Regions from separate parts of the Homo sapiens genome. Here region 1 is linked to region 2. The links are chromatin contacts, found by Hi-C in ENCODE. All regions are on one chromosome and are shown on one strand. The core of a region is the stretch at or near the end of the contact, and the rest is flanking DNA. Distances in the headings are between cores, read along the strand shown.

What was found. Hi-C counts contacts between places; a loop is a spot of excess contacts on that map. Pooled maps may share reads with other maps.
Region 1: a pooled map of heart left ventricle shows a loop between it and region 2 (2.3-fold over the local background). The contact joins the promoter of BLID here to the promoter of SC5D in region 2. A Hi-C loop is called at or near these places in 2 of 168 maps with a recorded cell type or tissue (chondrocyte and sigmoid colon) and 4 of 50 pooled maps.

Annotation. Positions count from the first base shown.
Region 1 is chr11:122,113,738-122,119,126 of GRCh38, forward strand. It overlaps BLID (BH3-like motif containing, cell death inducer), which reads right to left and starts at 2,478. Exons shown (of 1, transcript NM_001001786.3): 1 at 1,603-2,478. The coding sequence starts at 2,185. The coding sequence ends at 1,859. The region is part of intron 4 of MIR100HG (mir-100-let-7a-2-mir-125b-1 cluster host gene); the gene reads right to left.
Region 2 is chr11:121,288,613-121,294,334 of GRCh38, forward strand. It overlaps SC5D (sterol-C5-desaturase), which reads left to right and starts at 4,159. Exons shown (of 5, transcript NM_006918.5): 1 at 4,159-4,204. RefSeq lists an enhancer at 3,901-3,950 and a silencer at 4,121-4,170.

The DNA of each region.
Region 1 (5,389 bases), core at 1,228-3,727, 820 kb after region 2:
TTATCTGAAGAAATTATTCTTATCTACTTTTTAAATCACACAAAGACACACACGCACACACATATATAATACATATAATTTATATTTAAATGTTTATAATAGTGTATATACACACACATAGACACTGTTCTTATAAAAATTATATATATGTGTATGTGTATGTATAATGTGTATGTGTGTATATATATGTCTATATGTATATGATAGATAAGTATGTATTTATATCTCTTCCAGTCTAGCTGGGAAATCTGTTTCACAATCAACTGCTGCTCTGTTCTCGGACTTGATATATAGCCAAGCAAGCCATTCTCGATTAACACTGCTCCCTCCTGGGGAAAGTCACAGAATAACTTTATTGATTTCTCTTTACCCTTCTCCACATTTCTCTGCTGAAATGTTGTCTTAACTCTTCAATGCAAAAGCAAAAGGAAGTGAAAATGAAAATAAAGAGCTTTGCTTCTTTAGGGCAATGTTAATTATATTTTTCTTACTTCCTAAACAAAATTTTCTTCAAACAACAGCATATCCATGAAGGATCTCTATATGGTAAAGAAAAGAGAGGATGACATACTTCCCATGGTTTCTAGACAGCAGATTTCTTTACGCTGAAACCTGTGCTTCACCCACAATGCTGGACTCAGAACTACACGAACCTAAGCGTATTCTCTTATGATTTGGCCAGCCATCTTTGAGAACCGCTAAGACAATTTGGCAAACAGTCCTTCCACTGTTTTCCAACACACTAGAATATAAGGAAAGTTTGTTTCTTGTCAGTTTTTTCTACCTCAAAAGATCCCAGGCATGATTAAGTTTTTGCCTTTTCTTTCTCTTTCTCTTTTCTTTCTTCTACAGAAAATTCTTTACTTTAACAGCTTCAGGATCACTGATGCAATTTAGGAGTTTCTCCGATGCAATTGAGAAATGCAAAAGGGAGGTTCTATAGGCAGGGTCTTTTCTGCCTGGAGCTTTTAAGATCACTGAGGAAAAATAACTCAGATTCTCACTCTTTCTCTCCTCCCAGCTTCTGAGCTGCCCTGCGGGCTCAGTTCTCACTGTGGGTAGGTATGGGTCAGGGTAGTGGAAAGAAAGCAGAGAAGGGGACACTAGAATAGCTTAAAGTAAAAGCTCTGAAACACCTTTTCCATTTCCTTTTCCTTTTTTCCCCACAGATTTAGTTCTACTCACTCTAATAACAGAGTTCATAAAAGATTACTGGAATTTCTATTTCTTTCAGTTCCACAGGTTTTTTTTTTTGTAAAGGGAAAGAAAGGTTAGACTTATTTACAACACAATGACAATCTCTGATTCTTCACTTTAAGCAAATAAAGACGCCTAGTGAAATAAATGGATTGTGTTATTTAAAATTGAAAGCTTATGTGAACCACCACTCAGAAACATGCTTAAAAAATACAGAAAGAAAATGAAAACCCTGTGACTACACAAGATTATTCTGATGCCAAATGCTGAGTGTACAACTAAGTAGAGTAATTGTTAATAATATGACAAGTACCTACTTCCAATGTACAAATGAAATACACTCAAAACTGCAAAGGACAGTGGCACTGTACGCTGCCCTAAGGTTTACCATCACATAGCTTTTTGTTTTTTCATGAATTTGCAAGATTTGTTTTAATTAAATGCCATTTACTTTTAACTAGCCAGTTTATCCTTTTTAAAAATTTTATTGTTTCTCTGCACAATTTGAACCAAATTTGGAAAAGTTATGGGTAAAAGTGGGTAGAAAAGACTGTTAAGAATTGGGTCTTATTGAAATCAAGTTTCCTTCTGTGTTGTGCAGCCTGAATAATGGGCGAAATCTGTCCTAATATCTTGCTGCATCTGTCCTAACTCACTCCTTTTACAGGGCCTCAGCAGAGGAATTGCATAACAATGTAACTTGTATCCTGGTTAAATAGGAAGGTCTCTGAAGCACATGTCCAGGAACATTCCGCTTCATGGCAGAGGAGCCAAGATTGTACCTTTTAAGAGAAAGCACTGTTTCCTTAGGCAACATAGGTTCTTTGTTGGAACCCAAGAGCGCCTCCAGTGGCAGGCGTGCTTTTGCCTCTGGATAAATGGAACTGCCAGAGGCTCGCTCTATCCATCCTGTGTAGAGCACACACTCAGATTCTAGGATCTCAAAGAAATGTATTTCCTGGCCCTCTATAGGCAACAAAGTCACCATAATTTGAAGCTATTATGGAAGAAAGTCCAAAATTTAACTTCCATTCGCTTTATTCAGCAAGTTTTTATAAGGCAGATCTCATATGGACTATGCTTTGCATAAGCACGGTGTTAGATGGGAAGAAAAAAGTGGTGGGATCCTTCCTCCTCTTCCTTTCTTCCCAGCTCCTGCTATTCATGGAATTTCCCTTGATTTCAAGTGGCTACTCACCAAAATCCTCAACTGAAAACAGCTTCCAAGGGGTCATGTACTTATTCAATTCTCTTCTCTCTTTTCTCCAAACACAACATCATCTGACCAAGGTTTGCATGCATAAGCATTGCTAATTAACGATAAGTCTCCACGATGTCCTCCTCTCAGTAAGTTTGACACACAGACCTCAGCGAAGCTGTATGTACTGCCTAAAAGTAGGAAAGATCTCCACGTTGATTTCTGAATTGTAAAAGGCAGGGATATGTTTTGGACTTCTTGTCCCTTACTGTGAACAGACCTAAGAGTACTTACTTTATTTTTTAGAAAGAACCCGGAGCTGCTGATGTCTGAGGGAGTCGTTTCAACAGAGACTAGAATATCGAGAGAGAAAATTGATCCAGCTCTCTTGTCTGGTGCTTATAAAACATGAAAGTATCACCCTCGCCATGGCAGACCACAGGGAATGATCAGTGTGAATTGTTAAGTCCTCTTCTCAGTGATGCTTGCAAGCAATTTCCCTGGGGAAGCAACAAGTTCCTGACCACAGTGTTGTACACAAATAAATAAACAAAATGCTATTACTTTTTGTTCTTCACATTGGGAAAAGTTCAGAAACATCTTGTTTCAATTGATGGGCTGGAATTACAGAAACATTTTAATTTTGTCTTTCCTTGCTAGTTCTGTGCCTGAGATGTATTGGTAAAATGGAACATGAGTCATATTTCTAATTGGGAAAAGCCTGGTAATCATGGGCAACCCAGATCTGGGTGACTTACAGAGTATTTTTGTGTTGAGAGAGAAAAGACACTAAAAGTAGAAGTTTCTTACTTAGCAGCAGCAGAGAGGCTATAAGATTGAATCTGGTGTTTCACATGGCCTGTATCATGGTATAATGAGAAGGAATGTGTCTTGCACAAATTAGCCTATAGACCTTTCTAATCAGGACCAATATGTGACATATACAAAGGCAAGATCAGCTGTAAGGAAGGATTCACTCCTTTACCACCAAGCCATGGAGACTGCTTGAGTCATCATGGCCTTGGTCTCTTGATTTCCCTTATGTTATTTGAGTAGAAACTCAGGCACCAATGATGCCCCCAGTTAACCATAACCATAATGGTAGCATCCAATACCATTTTTAAAAAAGTCAGGGTTGTAGACAAAAGACTGATGTAGACCAGTGGAGAAGACAAGAGGGAGTTATGCAGCCTACTCTGAGAGCAAAGTCTGGTTTGGATCTTCTCTGCTACTTTTGTACATTTCATGCTAGAGGCAGAACAAGTATCCAGGGAACACTTTGGAACTTTCCTAAATTTACAGAGGGGCCTGTAACATTCAATTAGGGGGAACACAGAATGTTCTACTCTAGCAAAATTTATAGGTAGTATAAGAAATTCCATCAAGTGTCTTGTGGAAAACTGAATGCATAAAAGTAAGGATGTGGATAATGGGATCATTCAATATAGATTTCAAACCAAAGTCCGCTGCTTAATAACTCTGAACTTGGGCAGAGTACTTAACCTTACTGAACATCAGATTCTTTATTTGTAAAATGGGGACCATAATATCTTCTTTGCTCAATTATTTGGGGGATTAATGAGGGAAGGAATATAAATTATCACAAGATCTGGTATATAGTAAGAACTTTGCAATGTTTTTTTCCTCTCTTTATTGATGAATGCTTTCCAGATTTCTATTTGGCCTCTTCTCTTTGAGTTTATAGAATACTAATTTTCTGTACTTTGTGGCAAATCTATTCAATTTAACAGTTTTTAAAATTTATTATAATGTGAGACATGGAATATGAAGAATAAATAATGCATACCATTTTTATAAAAGAGACTCATAATCTACTGAGAAAGCTAGAAACATGCTGGGTCACTATACATTAGACAAGGTTAAGTGGAATAATTTGGTTATTTAAACATTTGGGAGAAGGGGTGATCTAATTATATACCAGGCACCATACAAGGTGGCAAAGACCCAAAGATGTATAAGATGCAATTATTGAACTCCAGGGCCCTTAATTTTTTTTCTTTTTCTTTTTTTTTTCTTCTTCTGGTTTTTTTTGTTTGTTTTGTTTTGTTTTGTTTTGTTTTTTATACAAGAGTCTTGCTCTTGTTACCCAGGCTGGAGGTCAGTGGCGCAACCTCAGCTCACTGCAACCTCTGCTTCCCGGGTTCAAGTGATTCTCCTGCCTCAGCCTCCTGAGTAGCTGGGATTACAGGCACCCGCCACCATGCCCAGCTAATTTGTGTATTTTTAGTAGAGACAAGGTTTTACCATGTTGGCCAGGCTGGTCTTGAACTCCTGATCTCAGGTGATCCACCTGCCACGGCCTCCCAAAGTGCAAGGATTACAAGTGTGAGCCACCACGCCCAGCCTAGGCCCTTAATTTAGTACAGGAAGAGACATGTGAACAAACTTCAACAGAAGATGGAGAGAACAAATGATACTGAGTAAAGAAGTAACTCGAAGGACAAGAAATCACTTTTGTTGGTAGTGTCAGGGAAGGTTTCACAGAGGAGAAAATATCTAGGCTAGATATACAAAAATAACTAGGTTAGTAACTTAGATAAAATGGACAAATTCACTGAAAAATACAACCTACTAAAACTGACACAGATATAACAGAAAACCTAAATAGCACTATATTTATTAGGGTAATTCAATTCATTATCTAGACCTTTCCACACAGAAAATTTTAGCTTCAAATGGTATCACTGGTGATTTGAATCAAAATATTCAAGTACAAAATGACACTAGTCTTATAAAATTCTTCAAAAAATAGAGGAACAGGGAATTCTTGACAACTTATTTTTTTTTTATCAAATCAGGCAAAAAAGTTACATAACAATTATAAACCAATATTCTGCATAAGCATAGAGGCAAAAATCCTTAACAAGATTTTAATCAAATCTAACAACATACAAAAAATACATCCTGGCCGGGTGCAGTGGCTCACGCCTGTAATCCCAGCACTTTGGGAGGCCAGGGTGGGCAGATCACAAG
Region 2 (5,722 bases), core at 2,909-5,408:
TATGAATATTCATGAAGCTGATCCTGACATGCATATTGAACAAACATGCATGTAACATATGACCATGTTCACTTTAGGATGGAGAGTTAACATTTAAATATATTACAATTAGGCCCTATATGTCAAAATGTTTTTTCAGGACATGAAGGCATATAGATGTGCAACTTCTGTAAACTGATCAGAACCAGCCCATGGGTCAGTGGTATTCTTATCAGGAGAAAGTTATTAAAACCAGTCTTTATCCAATGAAAGCCGTAGTTGTGGCTTGTGGAATAGGGGGTCAGTTAGCGTCTGGTGGAGCTGCAAATTGTTTTAATATTGCTTATCTGAAGGCCAGTGTTTGTTTAGCTGCTAGAGAAAAAGAAAAATCTTGTGACAGTTAGAACATAGTTTATTCTTTACGTGTAGGGTACATGACTTAACCCTCGCCTGGCACGACCTTAGGTCCTATTTATAATTTGGTATTGTATCGCCACAAAGAATCTGTTCTGCCAGTTTTATGATTTCTGTTTTAACATCAATGCCGGTCAGTCGTGTCTAAAAAGGGAGGGGGTATAATGAGGCCTGTCTGACCTCATCTCATCATGGCTGGGAACTAAGTTTTTAAGGCTTTTCTGGAATCCCTTTGGCCAAGAGGTGGTCTGTTCAGTCTGCTGGGGGGTTTAAGATTTTATTTGTAGTTTAAAGTATCATACTATAAATTAAAATAGAATCCATGGGGCCAGGTTAAGGAATAAACACTTTCTCTTCCTGTAATCTACTTTTGGACACTTGTGCATCCACCTTTTTCATGAAGATTCTCTTCTCCCTAAAAAATAAATTCATGCAAACAGATGCTTGTGAGCCAGTGGCCCAACGAGTTCATCAGAAACATTCACTCTAAATAGCTTGGTGCCTAGTGTTCTTAGTACAGTCCAGTGTGATGTAATGAAGAGAGGTTGATACATTACTGATGCATTCAGTGACAACATTTCATTAAGAAGGCTGTTCTGTTTTACACATCTGAAAACCAGTTAGAAAGTGACATGATTTGGATGTTTCCTCCCCTCCAAATCACGTGGTGAAATGCGACCTCCAATGTTGGAGGTGGACTGAGTGGGAGGTGTTTGGGTGTTGGGGGCAGATCCCTCATGAATGTCCTGGTGCTGTCCTCACAGTAAAGTGAGTTCTCACTCTATGAGTTCACATGAGATCTGGCTGTTTAAAAGAGCCTGAGTTTAAAAGAGAGAGCCTCCTCCCTCTCTCTTGCTCCCTCTCTTCATGCGATAGGCCTGCTCCCCCTTTGCCTTCCACCAGGATTGTAAGCTTCCTGAGGTCCTCTCACCAGAACCAGATACCAGCACCACACTTCCTGTACAGCCTGCAAAACTGTGAGCCAAAATAAACCTCTTTTCTTTGTAAATTACCCAGTATCAGGTATTCCTTTATAGCAATGCAAACGGACGAATGCAGAAAGAAAGGGTCTTCATTTCCTAACTTCAGAAACTACAGTCTTTGTAGTTTCCTTTGTAGTACCTTTGTAAAGACAAAGGTCTTTAAACAGTTTAGTGCTTAGTGTTCTCATTAAAGTATAATGTTATATAATGAACGTGGGCTGATAAATTATTGATGCATTGAAAGGCAACATTTCATTGAAAAAAATTCAAACTCAATCTCAGTTTAGAATCTTCCAAGTGAATGAGGACTTCTAACTCTGTTCAGGTCAAATGTAGCCCTCTCAGAGAAACTGACTGACCATGCTGTCTGAAGTTAACAGCTTCCGTTAATTTTGATTCTCTTACCCCATTTTCTTTTTCTTCATAGCACTGTCCGACATTGTATTATATATCTATTTATTTATTATCAGTTTTCTGTCTCCTTACTAGTGTGTAAGCTTCATTAGAGCAGACTTTGTTTTGATTATCAGTATATCTCCTGTGCATATGACAGTGCCTGACACTTATCACCATTACATAATGATTTATTGAGTAAATAAATTGAGTAATTTAATGATTAAATGGTTTGTTTCCATGTTCATGTTCCATCCAGACACATAGGCAGGTATTGTGGCTTATCTCTGAATTCCTTGGTACTGGCTGGTTGGTACCATAGACCCTTGCAAACAATGAATAAATAAATTACCCTGATCCATCAGTGTGCCTGGATAGAAAAGACATGTAGGAATGCTGCACCCCAGGATGTGCTATTAATACACTTATACACCACGGAATACTATGCAGCCATAAAAAAAAGAATGAGTTCATGTCTTTTGCAGGGACATGGATGAAGCCGGAAGCCATCATTCTCAGCAAAATAACACAGAACAAAAAACCAAACACCACATATTCTCATTGAGTATGTGGGAGTTGTTCAACTGTGGGAGTTGAACAATGAGAACACATGGACACAGGGAGGGAAACATCACACACCGGGGCCTGTCAGGGGGTGGAGGGCAAGGGGAGGGAGAACATTAGGACAAATAACTAATGCATGCAGGGCTTAAAACCTAGATGACGGGTTGGAAGGTGCAGCAAGCCACCATGGCACATGTATACCTATGTAACAAACCTGCACGTTCTGCACATGTATCCCAGAACTTAAATAATAATTAAAAAATACACTTAAATTTATTTTTAAACAAGATTGTTCTCTTGAGGTTAACTTATTACTACTTTGAGTTGTCAGGAGTGATTGCAAATTTCTTGGGAATCCCTAAGTCACCAAGAATAAAGACCACTTGTAATAGCTAAGGCATATTCAACAATAAAATTCTAGAGATTCAGGATATTTGATGTTTGCTTATAACATTTCACTTTTGAGCTTTTATTCGTTTAATAAATGTTTTATCATCTATGCTCAATAACATTTTAAAGTGTCCATTCAAATCATTTCATTGGGCAAAACAATGTTCCTTCCCTAATTTCCCTCATCAGAATAGCCATTTTGTCTCTGTGCTCAGCCTATACCACCAATTACTGTTTATTTCCTGTCCTTGTAATAAGCAACATAGTTATTTATACATGCCCATTTCTCCCACAGCACATAAGCTTTTTAAGGTTGGGAACCATGTCTTTGTCATTATTGTAACATCTCTTTCCATTCCCGGTGTTCAGTACGATGTGTTAAACGAAGTAGACACTCAAAACTTTTTAAAATTTATTTTTATTTATATAATGAGTCTTTTTTAAAAAAACCACCTACACTATTTTAAATTCATTTGAACTTTGTCCAGTATCCTATGTACATTTGAAGTTTAACTACCGGAAAAGTCTTTTGAAGGCAGATCGAATCATGTTATTTTTTTCCCTTAAAAATCCCTCATTTCTGTCATGTATTCCCCATATTATTTATGTAATAGGTAAAGTGGCCCAGTTTGCCACTTTGAAGTTGCTGAGCTGGTATCACAAGTCAGTCCCCTCTGTTTTAATCTCTGTTTAAGGAAAGTCACTCTGAAACGACAGATCTTTTGGTTCCTTATTTCTGCTTTCCTCCGTCCTCTTCTGCCTGTGAAGCCACCCTCCTCTGCTCAGCTCTGTTTCAGGAAATCGGAGCTGCTCGATTCATGTGTAGCAAATCAAAGCCAATTAGATCTGCGTTAACCTTGGTTTTCAACAACTTGTATCGTGAAAAGGTTTCTGTCCATGTTTACCCTCATCTTGTCACCATTTAGACCCCTACATACACCGGCTCGCGGAGCCTCCAGCCATTCAGCGCTAGAAAATCGGGGGGACTACGTCTTAAAACCTTGAGCACCTGTTTGGGAACATCTGCACCTCCTCCCTTGAGGGAGAAAACGACCCAGACATTCGCGTCAAAGGAAGTGTCGTCTATTTCCCTCAACGCAGGGCACCCGTTCTAGGAATGTTTGTATAAACACCGTAAACCTGCCTGGTACCACCATGAATGACACAAGAGCTAGTTTAAAAAGAAAGCAAAGAAACAAACGCAAAACCCGAAACCGCATCCTCCACCGCAAAGGTACTCGGATGGGGCGCCCGCCCTCCCCTTAGTCAGAGGACAAAGGGGGCGTGGCCGAGCGCGCGGCGCCCACGTGACCGCGGAGAGCTGCGCGCAGGCCCTTCGCGCGATCTGCCGTCATATCAGCTTATGGCGCCGGTCGCTGATTGGCTGGCCGCTCCAGCCTCCCGGCCCGCTTGCTGGCTGCCCAGCTGCTAGGACAGTTTGCAGAGCAGTGGCGTGCGGAGCGGCGGCGGACCACCTCCAGGTGGGGACGGTGGGTGGGCGGGGAAGGAAGCGGAATACACCTGAGCGGGCTGGGCCGGGGGGCGATGGAATAAAAGAAGATGGAGAGACTTCAGCGCCTGGGACTCGGGTGGGCGAGGCGGAAGGTGTCCTCGCAGCACGGCTTTTCTCCGCGCCGCGGTTGGTTAGCGAGTGCCCTCTGGGTGCTAGGCGTTGGGCGGATGGTAGGATCGCGGTAGCATACGGATCCGAGTCCTGCGCCGAGTGAGAGGAGAGGCTGGCAGGTAGCCTGGCATCCCGAAGACTGGCGGCGAGGGCTGGGCCGGGGGACCTCGGGGCCTGGAGGGCTGCGCCACCTGGGAGTCCGGGCGGAGGGGCCTTCCGCTCGCGCTGGGAGGGATCGCGGGGCCGATAGGGAGGCCTGGACTTGAAGGAGCCGACCGTGGACGGGCTTAAAGAAAATGCAGTGTTTGATGTTGGGTGTTGCAGATCTCTTACTCAAGGGAATTCTGGTCTGGCTGCTGAACACGAATGCTTTACTTTTCCCTTCGTTCTGGGAGGGTTTTTTTCTTTTAAAGGCCAGAAGAATCAGGCTGAAGAACTGGTCGGTATCAGAACTCCTGACCATTGCAAGCCTCTGTTGCTGCGGCGTAATTAGAATGAAGGGACAGCAATCTGGGGCTGAGGAGACTGAAAGGAAAAGGGAAATAATCTGTTCCTTTTGCATCATAAAAGGAAAAATAATGTATACTGACATCCCTGTGTTACAGCAGAGTAGATTTGGAGGTGGTGTAAGTGAAGAAAACAAGACCTCAGTACATAGAGTTTCCAAACTGGAAAGTTTGTGGCAGCTCGGTACTTTTAGAGGAAACCCTCTGGAAGTTATTTGTCTTTATATCACTATCATTTTTTAAAGTTTCTAATGATTGATACCTAGTAAATAATAACTGATCCTTGATCATTTACAGAGTGCTTTTCCATTCGTTATGTAATGTAATTAATTAGCATGGGGTGGTACTCAGAATCCCTCATCTGCATATAAAACATCTTGAGAGATAACATAACGTGGTAGCAAAGAGAAAGGTTGTGGAATGTACATCCCAGCTGGTTTTTTCTGTTATTGTTGCTTGCTACTGAACAAGTTATTTAAATACTCTGACCTCAGTTTCCCTATCTATAAAGTGGGGAGCATAGAAGTACCTATCTCATAGAGGTATAGGGATTAGATGAGGTTATACAAAAATAATACCTGGTTCTCAATAAATATTAGCTATCATTTTCTATACTTTTAAAGTAGGGCAAAAAGATAATGGTAGACTGAGTTGTTCTAAGCCTAATATTGTTATTATAACTGAGTTTTAAGAAGAAGTTTCTTTAATTCTGCAAGGACAAAGTATTTAAGTTTCTGTTTGAAGCAGTGGTACTTAATTTAGGGTCCTTGGGACCCCTAACTTCAGGGCTTATAACCCCTTAAAATTATATGAGCTTGTAGAGGCACTGAACATTTTTAAAAATTCAGGAGTTGACGACTTGAAGTAGT